Linked DNA regions of Homo sapiens: region 2 is linked to region 1. Evidence: read pairs that join two places in POLR2A ChIA-PET (ENCODE). Cell type or tissue: GM12878. All regions are shown on one strand. Each heading gives the region's core, and the rest is flanking DNA. Links, peaks and the distances in the headings are about the cores only.

Region 1 (7,968 bases), core at 1,806-6,805:
GTTTTGGGGGCCAGAAGCCTTAGCGACATTCATGAATCCTTTCTCCCTAACCTTACATTCAGCCCATCAAATGATACTTCCTATCACCTCTCTCTCCAAAATATATCTTGAATCAGAGCGTTTCTGATATTCTCCATTAGTAGGAACCCAATCTGAGCCGTGGCCATATCTTCCATCTGGTCTCTCTGCTTCCATCTTGCCTCACTATAGTTCATTCTGCACTTGGCAGAGTAATTTTTGTAAAATGGAAATTTAATCGCATCTTACCTATAACTCACTTTCCTTTGCAACCAGAATAAAATCTAGACTCCTTATTATGTCATTTTCCTCCACTCTCCACATGGTTGAGTATGTTCTGTTTCAGTCCAGGGCCTTTGCACTTGCTGTCAGCCTTGCTTGGGGTGTTCTCTTTCCCCAGATCTTTGCATAACTAGGTCTCTCCCCTTAGTGAGCTCTCACTTCAAAAGGCCTTCCCTGGATCCTGGTTTAAGCAGCATCTCCATCACACTGCCCTGTTTTATTTTGTTCATAGCAGCTACAACCTGGAATATCTTGTTAAATAAGCAGGCTCATATGCATCTTTCCTCCATGAGAAGGTAGTCCGTGTGTTGATGGATACTTTGACTTACTCACCCATGCGTCTTCAGGCCAAGAATAAGAGTTGGTCTTATTAGGAATTTGGCAAATATTTGTTGACAGACTAACCAAAGCTGATGTTAGTGTTAGCTTAGCTGTTCATCAGCTATGCCATCTTGCTTAAGTCATTTAACCTTTGGGACTCAGTGCTGTCATCTTCAAAATGAGAGTTAAATTAAGGGACACCAAAAATTTTTTCCGTTCAAGAACACTTATATATTAAGTATTTTGTTCCATTATTATTAATATTATTGAGAATATTATAACATTTAGAATTATGCATGCTTTCCATAAACACTTATTAAGAACTTACTGGGTGCTGGGGATATAAATGTAAATAAGAGAAAAGTTCCTGCCTTCAAGAAGAAAATCAGTGTTCCCAGTTACAGTGTTGTAAGTATCGGTGTCTTTTAGGGCTTTGGGTCACAAGATAGGCTGTAGGGGAAGGAGTCCAAGAGGAGGTTCTCACAGCAGTGGGCCTGCTGCAGTAATTCTGCACATAGGACGTTACCCCAGGAAAGGGGGATTGGTGTATCTCATTGTTTCCAATTTTAATGACTCATCTCATGGCCTTAAGAAAATATATTCTTGGCCGGGCACGGTGGCCCACACCTATAACCTTAGCACTTTGGGAGGCCAAGGTGGGTGAATCACCTGAGGTCAGGAGTTCGAGACCAGCCTGGCCAACATGGTGAAACCTCATCTCTACTAAAAATGCAAAAAAAATTTAGCTGGGCATGGTGGCACGTGCCTGTAATCCCAGCTACTCGGGAGGCTGAGGCAGGAGAATCACTTGAACCTGGGAGGTGGAGGTTGCAGTGAGCCAGCATTGCGCCACAGCACTCCAGCCTGGGCAACAAGAGCGAAACTCCATCTCGGGGGGAAAAAGAAAGGCTGGGCACGTGGTGGCTCACGCCTGAGATACCAGCACTTTGGGAGGCCGAGGCAGCTGGATCACAAGGTCAGAAGTTCGAAACCAGCCTGGCCAATATGGTGGAACCCTGTCTTTACTAAAAATACAAAAATTAGCAGGCATGGTGGTGGGCACCTGAGTCCCAGCTACTCGGGAGGCTGAGGCAGAAAAATCGCTTGAACCCCGGAGGCAGAGGTGGCAGTGAGCCAAGATTGTGACACTGCACTCTAGCCTTGGCAACAGAGCGAGACTCCGTCTCAAAAGAAAAAAAAACCCAAAAGAAAAAGAAAATATATTCTCCAGTTAATCTTATCTATAAAAAGGAAATGAGGCTAATAATGCATTCTAAGCCTTTTTTATTGAATTGGGATTTATTCTTTGAGAACAGCTTTCCACAAAGGGGAAGATAGTCATTTCTGCAGATAAGTACTTACTGGCTAGATGGGTTGGTTGAAGGGCTATGAGATGACCGCATTTTATAAGTACTTTCTGGTAATATTAATGATCTCTGCTTGAGAAGTGTCAGCTTTCTTAGACTAGCATTCCTGAAAGAACACGTGCTCCAGGGTACATGGCTGGCCCATGCCATCCTGTTCCCACTGAGCTGGGAGTTGATGCTCAGCCTTCTTCACTGTCCTGTCTCTTGGCTGAAGTGCCAGGGATTTCATCATTAAGTGAAATCTATTTTTTAACAGCATTTCTTCCTTGTAATGCTTATCATCATCTCAATGAATGATGAGAACAAATGTTTTCTGCTCTGTGAGTTCCTAGAGCCATATAAAGAATCACAGCTTTTTAGATGAAAGTGCTACCTTCCGGGATGTTCTTAAAAGTAGTTTCCCAGAAGTTCTTCAACTTTGCATTATAGTTCCCTGTTCTTCTCAGACAGTTGGAGGCCACAGAGCTTTGGGTATACTTACAGTTTCCTTTTTCATAATTAATTGAAAGCCAGTCTCTGATATAGTCCACAAATAAAATCATTTTTAATTATTTCTAACCCTAATTAGAATCCTAATCATTTCTAATCTTTCTGATTATTTTTTATAATATTGGCCACCAGTTCCCACCCACAAGTCATGGGTGACTTGAGATGGTCTCTGTCACCCAGGCTGGAGTGCAGTGGTGTGATCATGGCTTACTGCAGCCTCGACCTCCTGGGCTCGAGTGATCCTCTGGACTCAGCCTCCTGAGTAGCTGGGACCACAGGTGTGTGCCACCAGCCTGGCTAATTTTTCAATTTTTTGTAGAGATGTGGTCTCTTTATGTTGTCCAGGCTGGTCTCAAACTCCTGGGTTCAAGCAGTCCTTCCATCTCAGTTCCCCAAAGTGCTGGGATTACAGATATGAGTCACTGTGCCTGGCCTAAATGTTTCTTTCAGTTGAAGTTTTTCTCAGCTAACTGCTGGCTCTGGGCAAGTTTCCTTTTCTGGTTTGGTTGCCGAAGAATATAATTCTACATGGAACTCAGTCTTATACTCACGTGATTTAAGTGAAAGTCTTAGACAAGAAAGCTGTGAGTTCTAATTGCTCAAAAATCCTTGAATGAATCATTTGCTTTTCACTGGCATATTTGTGATTAAATTCTTAAGTGGCCATCTCAATTTAAAGAATTCAAAACTTATATTTTATGAGTTTTAAAGTGTCAGCCCATCATAAAATAGTGATTTCCTGAATTATTTTTACTTGTCTATGGACTTACTAGCTATCTTATGTAGTATATTAAAAACGTTAGTTAGAATAGCAAAAAAAAATTTTCTAATGTTCCCAAATCACTGCTGAACTTTGTTGACTTTGAAAGAAAAAGGAGGCACAAGAAAACCCACCCACTGATAATATTGTTTATTAACCGCTGATTATTGCCAGGCACAATTCTAAGAACTTTATGTAAATATATCTCATTTAATTCCCATGACAAGGTTTTGAAATAGGTGCTGTTATCCCCATTTGCAAAGAGACAAAAGTGAGGCTCAAAGTGAAGTGACTTGCTGAGAGCCACACAAAGCCAAGATTATGATCCAGGCTGTTTTTCTAAAGTCTGCTGTATAGTATACTGCATTTATCCCAAATCAAGCTTATTAATTTACTGTTTATAAAAGGCATCATGGTTTCAACAACAGATTAACTTAGGTAAATAATATATGGGTAATCATTGTTCTGTTAGTTTTTCTTTAGTTGTGGAAATAAGCATTTTAGACTAACTTGGACCTAAACAAGCTTTAAGGCTATTATGTAATGGGGATCTCCAAATCATTAGTTAGAACTTTTGACCCTTCCATTTTCAACTACTGATTTAAGTGGTCCTCAGTAGAAATGTACTGAATAGGAAGTTTTATCTTTCAGTTTTCTAACTCTCAGTCTGGATCTATGTCAGCAGAGGGACTTTTCATCTGCTTATGTGACCTGGACTAGTGATCTCAGACATATTCAGGGCAATTATTGCTGAAAATCAGCCAAATTGTAGAAAAGTGCCAATAGTCCTTTTATAGTGTAGATTGAAAGAAGTCACTTTTTAAAACTTTATTCTGATAAATCTTTTTTTTTTTTTTTCAGACCATAGTCTTGAGTTTACTTATGAGGTCAATTGGAAATAAGAACACCATTTTACTGGGTCTAGGATTTCAAATATTACAGTTGGCATGGTATGGCTTTGGTTCAGAACCTTGGTAAGTATAAATATTTTAATGTTAATATTTTTAATTTTGGTGTTAGCCCTTGTGTTTTTATTTGCTTCTCAACTGAGGGGTAGACTGTAATCTGTCTCATACTATGCTTTTTATCTTTCAAAATGTGTCTAATATAAGTCTGCCACTTGTATATTTATATGTTCTCCTAGAATGGCTTGAGGATTAAAAAGGTGACCTTTTATAGCTAAATGACAGGCTGAATTTTTGAATGAGATTATACAGCTTTTGAATCTTTAAGGAGCATTTAATCTAAATCAGTCCGTTACTAGGAAAAAGTATGTAATCCCATAGCAACAAGGCCCTGAAAGTTATTTACATTTTTTGTTTTTCTGGTCAGGAAAAAGAAAGTTGTATAACCAGTGATCATTACTGATAGCAAACCAGAAGTGAAAACAATCCAGTTATTTTGGTGCCAGCTTCATGCTGTGTCTCAGCTTTTCTGACCAGTCGGGTTTCCTGCAGGGGACTTGAGTAGTGACGCTTGTTGTCAGGCTGCCCACGTAGATAGTATTATTGTGCTCAGGCATTATGGCACTGAACTCCATGGTTTGCACTAATATTTCAAACAACTGACTGCCTCGTCTCTGTTTGGACTTGGATATAAGCAAGCATCAAGAGGGTGATGATTTGTTCTCCAAACTAGCCTTTGCAAAGAGGTGCTCACAATTGAAATTACCTAAAACATTTCTTTTAAACATCAAGCCAGGAACATCCAAGTTACTTGTTCTTTACAATTTAAGGATTAGATCAAATCAGCGATATCTTCACAAATCCATCCATAAGAACTTTGCCAAAGACTTGTTGGCTTCATGTGTTTGGAAATATTTGATGATGTTTCGTCATCTATATTATACATTATCCTCAATATAACCTCTCAATTGCCTGTAGAAATAATACCCAGCACATTTTACAGTTTGGAACATGATATCCCTATTTTACATTACACCCTCACAGCACTCTTGTGAATTAAGTTGCTGTCTTTGTATACAGGGTCAGATTGTTAAGCGACTTGCCCATAGTCACCTAGTAAGCAAGTTCAGTTCTCCTTTTCTCTACAGCCATTTCACAGTAAGAATTACTTAATTATGTAGTTTGACTTTCAGGTACAGTGGAGAAGAATTTACTGTTTTTGTTTTGCTGCTCTCCTTATAGGATGATGTGGGCTGCTGGGGCAGTAGCAGCCATGTCTAGCATCACCTTTCCTGCTGTCAGTGCACTTGTTTCACGAACTGCTGATGCTGATCAACAGGGTGAGTTGATAGGAACTAGCGATAATTATTTAAAAGTACAGAATGTTCTAATCCTGTGTTCTGTCTCCTATGTACTGAAACATAAGTATATCTTCAGGGTAGAGACTTTTAAAATTGCTTTTGATATAAACAGGAAAAGCAGATTCTAGGGTATTTATCCTTAGGTAGATACATATTCCCTTTTCTCTCACTTAGAATATGTGGCTTATCTGTTCTGTTCATAGAAAATTTACTGATGAGGCTGGGCATGGTGGCTCACACCTGTAATCCCAACACTTTGAGAGGCCGAGGCAGGCAGATTGCTTGAGTTCAGGAGTTGGAGACCAGCCTGGGCAACATGGGGAAACCCCATCACTAAAATGCAAAAATTAGCTGGGCAGGGTGGCGCATGCTTGTAGTCCCAGTTACTTGGGAGGCTGAGGTTGGAGGATCACTTGAGTCTCAGAGGCGGAGGTTGCACTGAGCCAAAATCAGGCCAGTGAACTCCAACCTGGGCGACACAGTGAGAGACCTTGAGAGACCTGTCTCAAAAAAATTTACTGATGAATGTTGGCCACAGAATATTAACTAAGCATTAAGTTTTTGCTGTGTTGTGCTAGACACCTTGTGGGATATATTCATAGACCTTTTATGAATGTTGTCCCAGCCACTTGGGAAGCTGAGGCAGGAGGATTACTTGAGCTCAAGAGTTTGAAGCTAGCTTAGGCAACACAGCAAGACTCCCATCTCTAATAAAAAAAAAAAAAGAAATCATATAGTTTCAGTCATCTGAAGATATGTAACACAGCAACATCTTTAATGTCATATGCTCTCTTTTTTTTTTTTGGTGGGAACATTTAATTCTTGGGATGCTAACAGATGACAAATACTTCTTTGAAAAGGATATGTTTTGTCTAGTCATAAGGATAAAAGGGGCACTGCAAAACAGTGGCAGTTGTCACTTGGTTGATAAATGAGGAAGGAAAGGCCTATGGCCAAAGCAAGTTGCATTTTAAATTAAAGATCCAAAAGAGAGAAACAAAAATCAAATGCTGTTAAAACAGTGTTATTGGCCGGGCGCAGTGGCTCATGCCTGTAATCTCAGTGCTTTGGGAGGCCAAGGCTGGTGGATCACCTAAGGTCAGGAGTTCGAGATCAGCCTGGCCAACATGGTGAAACCCTGTCTCTACTAAAAAAATCAACCAGGCGTCGTGGTGCACACCTGTAATCCCAGCTACTCGGGAGGCTGAGGCAGGAGAATCACTTGAACCCTGGAAGCGGAGTTTGCAGTGAGCCGAGATCGTGCCACTGCACTCCAGCCTGGGCAACAAGAGTGAAACTCCGTCTCAAAAAAAAAAGTGTGATTTTGGCTGGGCACAGTGGCTCAATGCCTGTAATCACAGCACTTTGGTAGGCTGAGGCAGGAGGATCACTTGAGTTGAGTTCAACACCACCCTAGGCAACAAAGTGAGACCCCATCTCTACAAAAAGTACAAAAATTAGCCAGGTATTTGAGCCCAGGAAGTTGAGGCTGCAGTGAGCCAAGTTTGCGCCACTGCACTCCCGCCAGTTGACCCCCCCACTTTATTTTTGACTAAAAGGGGTCTTAAGTACTTGCTTGGGGACAGATAAATTTTAACATTTGTAGTTGTGAAATTGTGACTGATTTTTAACCAGCCATGTTTTGAAGGCTGTAATCTAGGGAAATAAAGTAGTTTTGCCCACTTGTTTCTATGTGAGACCTATATATGGGTACATCAGAGCTCATGTTTGCATAGGACAGCTTACTACACTTTGTAGAGCTGATAGCTTCTAAATATTAATAGTTTTTAATGACATTGCTATAAATTGCTAGTGTCTGATAAGAAGCTTGATTTTAGATTAAGTGATTTCATATTTGTACTGGTTCTAAGGTAGGGAAAAAAAACCAGGTAGTTTACTAAGTGATAATTTGTTTAAACAATGTAGGTGTCGTTCAAGGAATGATAACAGGAATTCGAGGATTATGCAATGGTCTGGGACCGGCCCTCTATGGATTCATTTTCTACATATTCCATGTGGAACTTAAAGAACTGCCAATAACAGGAACAGACTTGGGAACAAACACAAGCCCTCAGCACCACTTTGAACAGGTAATTCTCATTCAACATGATCAAATTGTATGGTTCATTTGGCTAGATTAAAGGCTACTGGTTTTTGGTCATGAAAGCTTTTATGTGAGATTCTATTTGAGATTGGATAAAATGCTTAAAAACCAGAGTTTAAGGGACTGTGTTCTTCTACATACCACCTTGTGAAAATTGGCTGTGCATATTTTTTTTCCACTTGAGAATGAAAAATTTTAAGTACCTAGTTTGTCAATGGCATATGTAACAAACCATTTCTCTTTACTACTAGTCTCTTTTGAAACTTTTCTAATATCACAGTTGTGTATGTTAACTAACTTTTCATACAAAAGGCAGGCTTATGGTAAATAACCTTTGTTCACTGTTTGCTATATTTCCCTC
Region 2 (6,585 bases), core at 74-5,073, 120 kb after region 1:
AATTGATCCTCTTGTCTCAGCTTCCTGAGTAGCTGGGACTATAGGTGCACACCACCACACTTGGCTTTTTGGTTTTTTTTTTTTTTTCTGAGACAAAGTGTTGCTCTGCCACCCAGGCTGGAGTGCAGTGGTGTGATCTCTGCTCACTGTAACCTCCACCTCTTGGGCTCAAGCAATTCTCCTGCCTCAGCCTCCCAAGTAGCTGGGACTACAGGCGTGTGCCACCAGGCCCAGGTAATTTTTTGTATTTTTACAAAACTGTAGAGATGGGGTTTCACCATGTTGGCCAGGGTGGTCTCGAACTCCTGACCTCAGGTGATCTGGCCACCTCGGCCTCCCAAAGTGCTGGGATTACAGGCGTGAGCCACCAGGCTAATTTTAAAAATAATGTTTTTTGAGATGGGATCTCACTATGTTGCCCAGGCTGGTCTCAAACTCCTGGCCTCAAGTGATCCTCCTGCTTCAGCCTCCCCTATAACTGGGATTACAGTTACAAGTCATCACACCTGGCTGATTTATTCTTTCCTGATTTTAAAATTATTTCCATTTTGAGAAAAACCAAGTAGATATTAAAACAACCTTTTTTCTGTCACAAAACTTCACTTAAACAACTAATTTTGGCATACAGTTTTCAACTGGACAATATTAGAAACAACATGGATTTCCGAATGCAAATTGAAATGTTGGATACATTCATCTCGTTGCTATTTCTGATTAAAGTAGACCTTTAACAAAATGATCATTATGAAACCTTCATTTCTATACAAAATTTCTTATTTTTTATATCCATAATTACTATTAGACTCTTCCTTCTCCTCTTATTTACATTCTTACCCAGGATATGGAGAATGGAATAGACCTTAATTTCTTATCCTATTTTTTAGCTGAAGACCAAAAAAGTTAAAAGGAAGTAGACTTCTCAAATTTTTTTTAAAAAAAGAAATGTCAGTGGCTGCTACATTTAAAGTACCTTCCTTACATGAGGGAAGTTTGCAAAGGTGAAGGTCTTCCCCAAGAAAATACCAAAGCATTACCACAAATCTAAAACTATATCCATTTTAAACAAACACCTTTAATAGACTGGTTATAAAACTATAATTGGACAATTTTAAGGCCAGTTTATACTTTTCCCTTTTCAAAGACATTAATTAATATAAATAAGACACTATCAGATGATATTCTCTATACAGAGCAAGAATATACTCTTGGATATCTCAAAAGAGAAGTATAATTGCACTTATTTCATACAACAATTAGCATAATAACGGAAATGGAAAATATTTTTGTATATAAATTCCATTTCTTAATTAAGTAAAATTAAAGTTTCATTAAGAGTCAGTTAAAAAAAATAGGGCATATACTGTCTGTATATGGCTACCTGTCTTTTAGTAACATGAATTTTGTTTTTTTGTTTTTGAGATGGCGTCTTGCTCTGTCGCCCAGGCTGGAGTGCAATAGCACGATCTCAGCTCACTGCAACCTCCACCTCCCAGGTTCAAGCGATTCTCCTGCCTCAGCCTCCCAAGTAGCTGGGATTATAGGTACCCACCACCACACCCGGCTAATTTTTGTATTTTTAGTAGAGGCCAGGTTTCACCATGTTGGCCAGGCTGGTCTCAAACTTCTAACCTCAGGTGATCCGCCCACCTGGGCCTCCCAAAGTGCTGGGATTACAGGCGTGAGCCACCATGCCCGGCCTAATTTTGTTAATCTTGCCAGTTTCAAGCCATTGACACAAAAACATCAGCACCATATTAAGAAGTCACACTCTGACCTATAAAATGTGACAGCCCCAGGAGAACCATTACACCATTATTCATTTTCAGTAAAAAGTCTAATAGAACAGTGACAAATATTGTGCCTTAGATCCTTAATCATACGATACAAATCATTTACAATATAAATTGTAAAGATGAACATGTGCTGGCACAGCTAGGGTTTACATACTCTTTGGAAGCTCAAAAAGTTCAAGAATGTCTTATCAGTCTTCATTTCAGATCTAGTAGCATAAAAGCTGGGTTTTCTAAATAGGATTTCCACAAATTGGAGAAGCGTGACATTGTAGCACCATCAATAACTCTGTGATCAGCTGACCAGCTCACATTCATTATCTGTGCCTTATATACTTCTCCTTTCTGGTTAAATCGGGGAATGGCCTAGAAATGAAAAAAAAAAAAAAAAAAAAAAAAAAAAGAACAAAGAGTAAACCTTCACTTGTTCAGAGCTCAAGCTCTAACAATGGTGTAAGATCAGGCAAACCCTTCTTCCTGTACAGTACAGAAAAAAATGGGCATCCCCAATGACTTTTGAAAATGCTGATTCCTACTCTTCCCATCTTTGAGTATATGCCTGGAGCTTACAGAAGTTCTCCAAGGTACTTCCTATCCCTTGTACAATTCCCATACCTACATTCATTAACTTTCATCTCAGATTTCAAATATTTAATAATTATTTACTGTATACCCACTATGTGCCAAGTATTCTTCTAGGCTCTGGGGAGAGACAGACAATTAAATAAGGCTTCCTCACTGAAGGCAGTGAGGAAACAAGCCATTATCAAGTTCCCCTGACCACTGAGTTGGCCAGGAAGAAGACAGGACAACAACATGCTTGTGTTCTTTGTGGATATTAAAGCTAGTAAGCACCACATCAAACAGGCTGGAAGCTCTATGACACTGATGCGGCCAAGGTCAACACCTTGATCAGGCCCGGAGAGAGGAAGGCATATATTCCATTAGCTCCTGATTACAATGCTTTGGATATTGCCAACAAAATTGGGATCATCTAAAATGAACCCAGCTAATTCTAAATATATATCTTTTCACTATCAAAAAAAATGTAGACAAAATATAAGCCCCAACTTATTATTAGATTCAATAGACATAAAATCATGCTGTCAAACTGCTATAAAAGTTTCTAAGCTCTACTCTCTTTTTCTATACTGATCTCCTCATGGCTGGGATACAACAGTCACAGCCAGATGTGGATCCTTGAGCACACTGAGTAGCATCTGTGTAAAGCCATGTAGGCCACTGCAACTACTTGTCTTTGATTCTATGTGAGATGAGAAGCCCTTCAAAGTGTCTGAGCAGATTGGCCATTCACTGAAAGAGGACGACTTTAGGAGGAGCAGGTCTGATGGTGGGGGGCAGTGAGGAAAGGAGCAGGAGCTCAGTTTTAGACATGTTAAAATTCAAGATGCCTTTATACATCCAAGCAAGATATAAGAGTAAGTTCAAAAGTGAGGTCCAGTCTAGAGATATAAACCTGGGAGTCATCAGTGTATAAATGGTATTGAAAGATCAGATAAAGAAAAGCGGTGAGAACTGAATCCTGGGGTGCTTCCATGTGCAGAGATTAGGAACATTAGGAGGTATGGGTAAAGGAGACTTAGAGGGAATAGGCAGTGACATAGGAGGAAAACCAAAATGGCCAGGTATTCTGCAAGTCAATATTAAGAAAGTTTTCCAAAGAGGTTGGATTGATCAGTCATCTCAAGGTCAACTAGTAGGTCAAGGAAAACGAATACTGAGAATTGAGTAACATGGAAGACTTAATGACTTAAACAATTTAGCAAGAAGGAATTAAAATTCTATAATGAAAACAAAATAGCAAAGGAAAGATGACACAAAGGGAGAAAGGAATTAAATACTATTTGTCCCTACCCCACAAATATTATTTTAAGGGAATAAGATTTCTACTCTAAGAACTACACTTCATGGCTTGAAAAAACCATGGATAAAATGATTCTGTAAAATATATCTATTGAACAGATATTTATAAATCAAATATTCATTTGTTCATAACACCATTATGCACAAGAGCCAAAAAATGGAAAAATCCAAATATTCATTGATGGATGAATGTATAAACAAAACATGGCATACATTTATATACAACAGTATACTATTTACCCTTAAAAATTAATGAAATTCTGATACATGCTACATGAATGAACCTTGAGCCAGATACAAAAGGACAAATACTGTATGATTCCACTTACATGAGGTACCTAGAATAGTCCAATTAATTCACAGAGACAGAAAATAGAATGGTGGTTACCAAAGGCTGGGGAAATGGAGAGATTACTCAGTAAGTGCAGAGTTTCAGTTTGGGATAATGAAAAAGTTCTGGAGACAGATGGTGGTGATGGTGGCAAACAATGTAAATGTACTTAATGCCACTGAACAATGTACTTAAAAATGGTTTAAATGGTCAATTTATGTTTATATATTTTACCACAATTATATACATATACACATATAATTCAGAAGAAGATAATCTCTTTAAGGAAAGAGAACACAAAATTTTGTCAAACAGGTATAATGGTTTGGAAACTGCAGGAAGCCAGAATTTTGTGAGAATCAAATGTTGAATTCTTGTTGGAAAAGAGAATGAGTGATAGAGAGAAGTTATAACTCAGAGAACTGATTTGGAAATAGTGACATACTGTGTCTTTTTGTTTTTTCTCCCTATCTCCTCTGCTTGCCAGAAGGGAAAGTGGATGCCAGGAAGGGGGAATGACTTAGATGCTAATTTACTATCTGCTAGAAAGCAAATCAAAGGCTGAAGGAAAGAATTTGTGAGGGTTCCAACACGCAAGGAATAAACTCATGAGGACAAGTCCCAGAGATGTTCAACATGGAAGCATTATAAGTGTAGAAAAGAAAGGCTCTTCTTAAAACACACTCTTCTTAATGTAGTGACAATGACATTTAATAAACATGGTATTGAAGTGGTATCCAGGAGCTTATTTGCCTCAGTGGTCCTCAACCCTGAATTAATAGGGGGTACCCAAGTCCCATCCCCCAAAATTCCAATTCAGCTGGTAGAGGGGGAGCTTGGCCATAATTTTTTTCAAGCTCCCGTATGATTCTAACATGTAGCCAGGGTGAAGAATCACTGCAACCCTTATTCTAAGTCAGTGTCTTCTAAACCATGGTCACCGATCACCTTTTTGCACTCATTTGGGTTCCTGTTCAAAATTTAAGTTCGGAGGGTTCTGCCCCTAAGGTAAAGAAATCTGCGCTTTTAACTAACACTCCCAGTGATTCCTGAGCAAAGAATGCTCTAAATGAGTCTCACTTTGTTTAAAATAACATTTTCAATTGGTTTTCTATTATTCTTTGGTATAATGAAATAAAGATATTTTGATAGAAGTAGATTGGCTATATTTGTGATTATTCATTAAGACTCAATATCTGTGCCTGGCATAATCCACAATGGTTGATCCATACAGAAACAACCCAGATCGCCACCATTTATTACACACAGAGGCAGCCACCAGAAGTGCCGGCCTAGCTCTTAGGAAGAAGTAATAGGTTTTTGGATTCCCAGGCAAGATGGCAGAACAGGAACAGCTCCGGTCTGCAGCTCCCAGTGAGACCAAGGCAGAAGGCAGGTGATTTCTGCATTTCCAACTGAGGTACCCGGTTCATCTCATTGGGACTGGTTAGACAGTGGGTGCAGCCCATGGAGGGCCAGCAGAAGCAGGATGGGGCGTCGCCTCACCTGGGAGGCGCAAGGGGTCAGGGAACTCCCTCCCCTAGCCAAGGGAAGCCATGAGGGACCGTGCTGTGAGGGATGGTGCTATCCAGCCCAGATACTATGCTTTTCCCATGGTCTTTGCATCCGACAGACCAGGATATTCCCTCGGATGCCTACTCCACAAGGGCCCTGAGTTTCAAGCACAAAACTGGGAGGCCGTTTGGGCAGACACCAAGCTAGCTGCAGTTTTGTTTTTTTTTTCATACCCCAGTGATGCCTGGAACACCAGTAAGACAGAACTGTGAGAGACACTCCCCTGGAAAGGAGGCTGAAGCCAAGGAGCCAAGTGGTCTTGCTCAGTGGATTCCAACCCCACGGAGCCCAGCAAGCTAAGATCCACTGGCTTGAAATTCTCGCTGCCAGCACAGCAGTCTGAAGTCGACCTGGGATGCTGGAGGTTGGTGGGGGGAGGGGTGTCAGCCATTACTGAGGCTTGAGTAGGCGGTCTTCCCCTCACAGTGTAAATAAAGCCACAGGGAAGTTCGAACTGGGCAGAGCCCACTGCAGCTCAGCAAAGCCACTGTATCCGGACTGCCTCTCTAGATTCCTCCTCTCTGGGCAGGCATCTCTGAAAGAAAGGCAGCAGCACCAGTCAGGGGCTTATAGATAAAACTCCCATCTCCCTGGGACAGAGCACCTGGGGGAAGGGGTGGCTGTGGGCGCAGCTTCAGCAGAATTAAACCTTCCTGCCTGCCGACTCTGAAAAGAGCAGTGGATCTCCCAGCATAGCGCTTGAGCTCTGCTAAGGGACAGACTGCCTCCTCAAGTGGGTCTCTGACCCCCATGCCTCCTGACGGGGAGACACCTCCCAGCAGGGAATGACAGACACCTCATACAGGAGAGCTCTCGCTGGCATCTGGCAGGTGCCCCTCTGGGATGAAGCTTCCAGAGGAAGAAGCAGGCAGCAATCTTTGCTGTTCTACAGCCTCCACTGGTGATACCCAGGCAAACAGGGTCTGGAATGGACCCCCAGCAAACTCCAGCAGACCTGCAGAAGAGGGGCCTGACTGTTAGAAGAAAAACTAACAAACAGAAAGG

The links. ChIA-PET counts read pairs that join two places held together with the same protein. Peaks named below come from ENCODE experiments on the same cell type or tissue, not always from the same donor. Only the 100,000 strongest peaks of a DNase experiment are listed, where the experiment ranks them.
Region 2: POLR2A ChIA-PET joins it to region 1 with 7 read pairs; 2 of 35 experiments call an interaction of 5 or more read pairs at or near these places.

The regions. Positions count from the first base shown.
Region 1 is chr1:100,073,067-100,081,034 of GRCh38, forward strand. SLC71A1 (solute carrier family 71 member 1) reads left to right here. Exons shown (of 12, transcript NM_033055.3): 9 at 4,099-4,211; 10 at 5,385-5,482; 11 at 7,430-7,593. Among named protein-coding and RNA genes, the nearest start is that of SLC71A1, 39 kb to the left of the region's middle. RefSeq lists enhancers at 4,606-4,655, 4,666-4,815. In GM12878, for the core only: no CTCF peak of the experiment used is centred there; DNase peaks (open chromatin) are centred at 2,955, 3,865 and 4,645; H3K4me3 peaks cover 789 bases; H3K27ac peaks cover 4,429 bases.
Region 2 is chr1:100,194,267-100,200,851 of GRCh38, forward strand. It overlaps DBT (dihydrolipoamide branched chain transacylase E2), which reads right to left. Exons shown (of 11, transcript NM_001918.5): 11 at 1-2,156. The coding sequence ends at 1,989. It also overlaps the pseudogene RPL23AP90. Among named protein-coding and RNA genes, the nearest start is that of LRRC39, 19 kb to the left of the region's middle. RefSeq lists an enhancer at 5,831-6,585. In GM12878, for the core only: no CTCF peak of the experiment used is centred there; no DNase peak of the experiment used is centred there.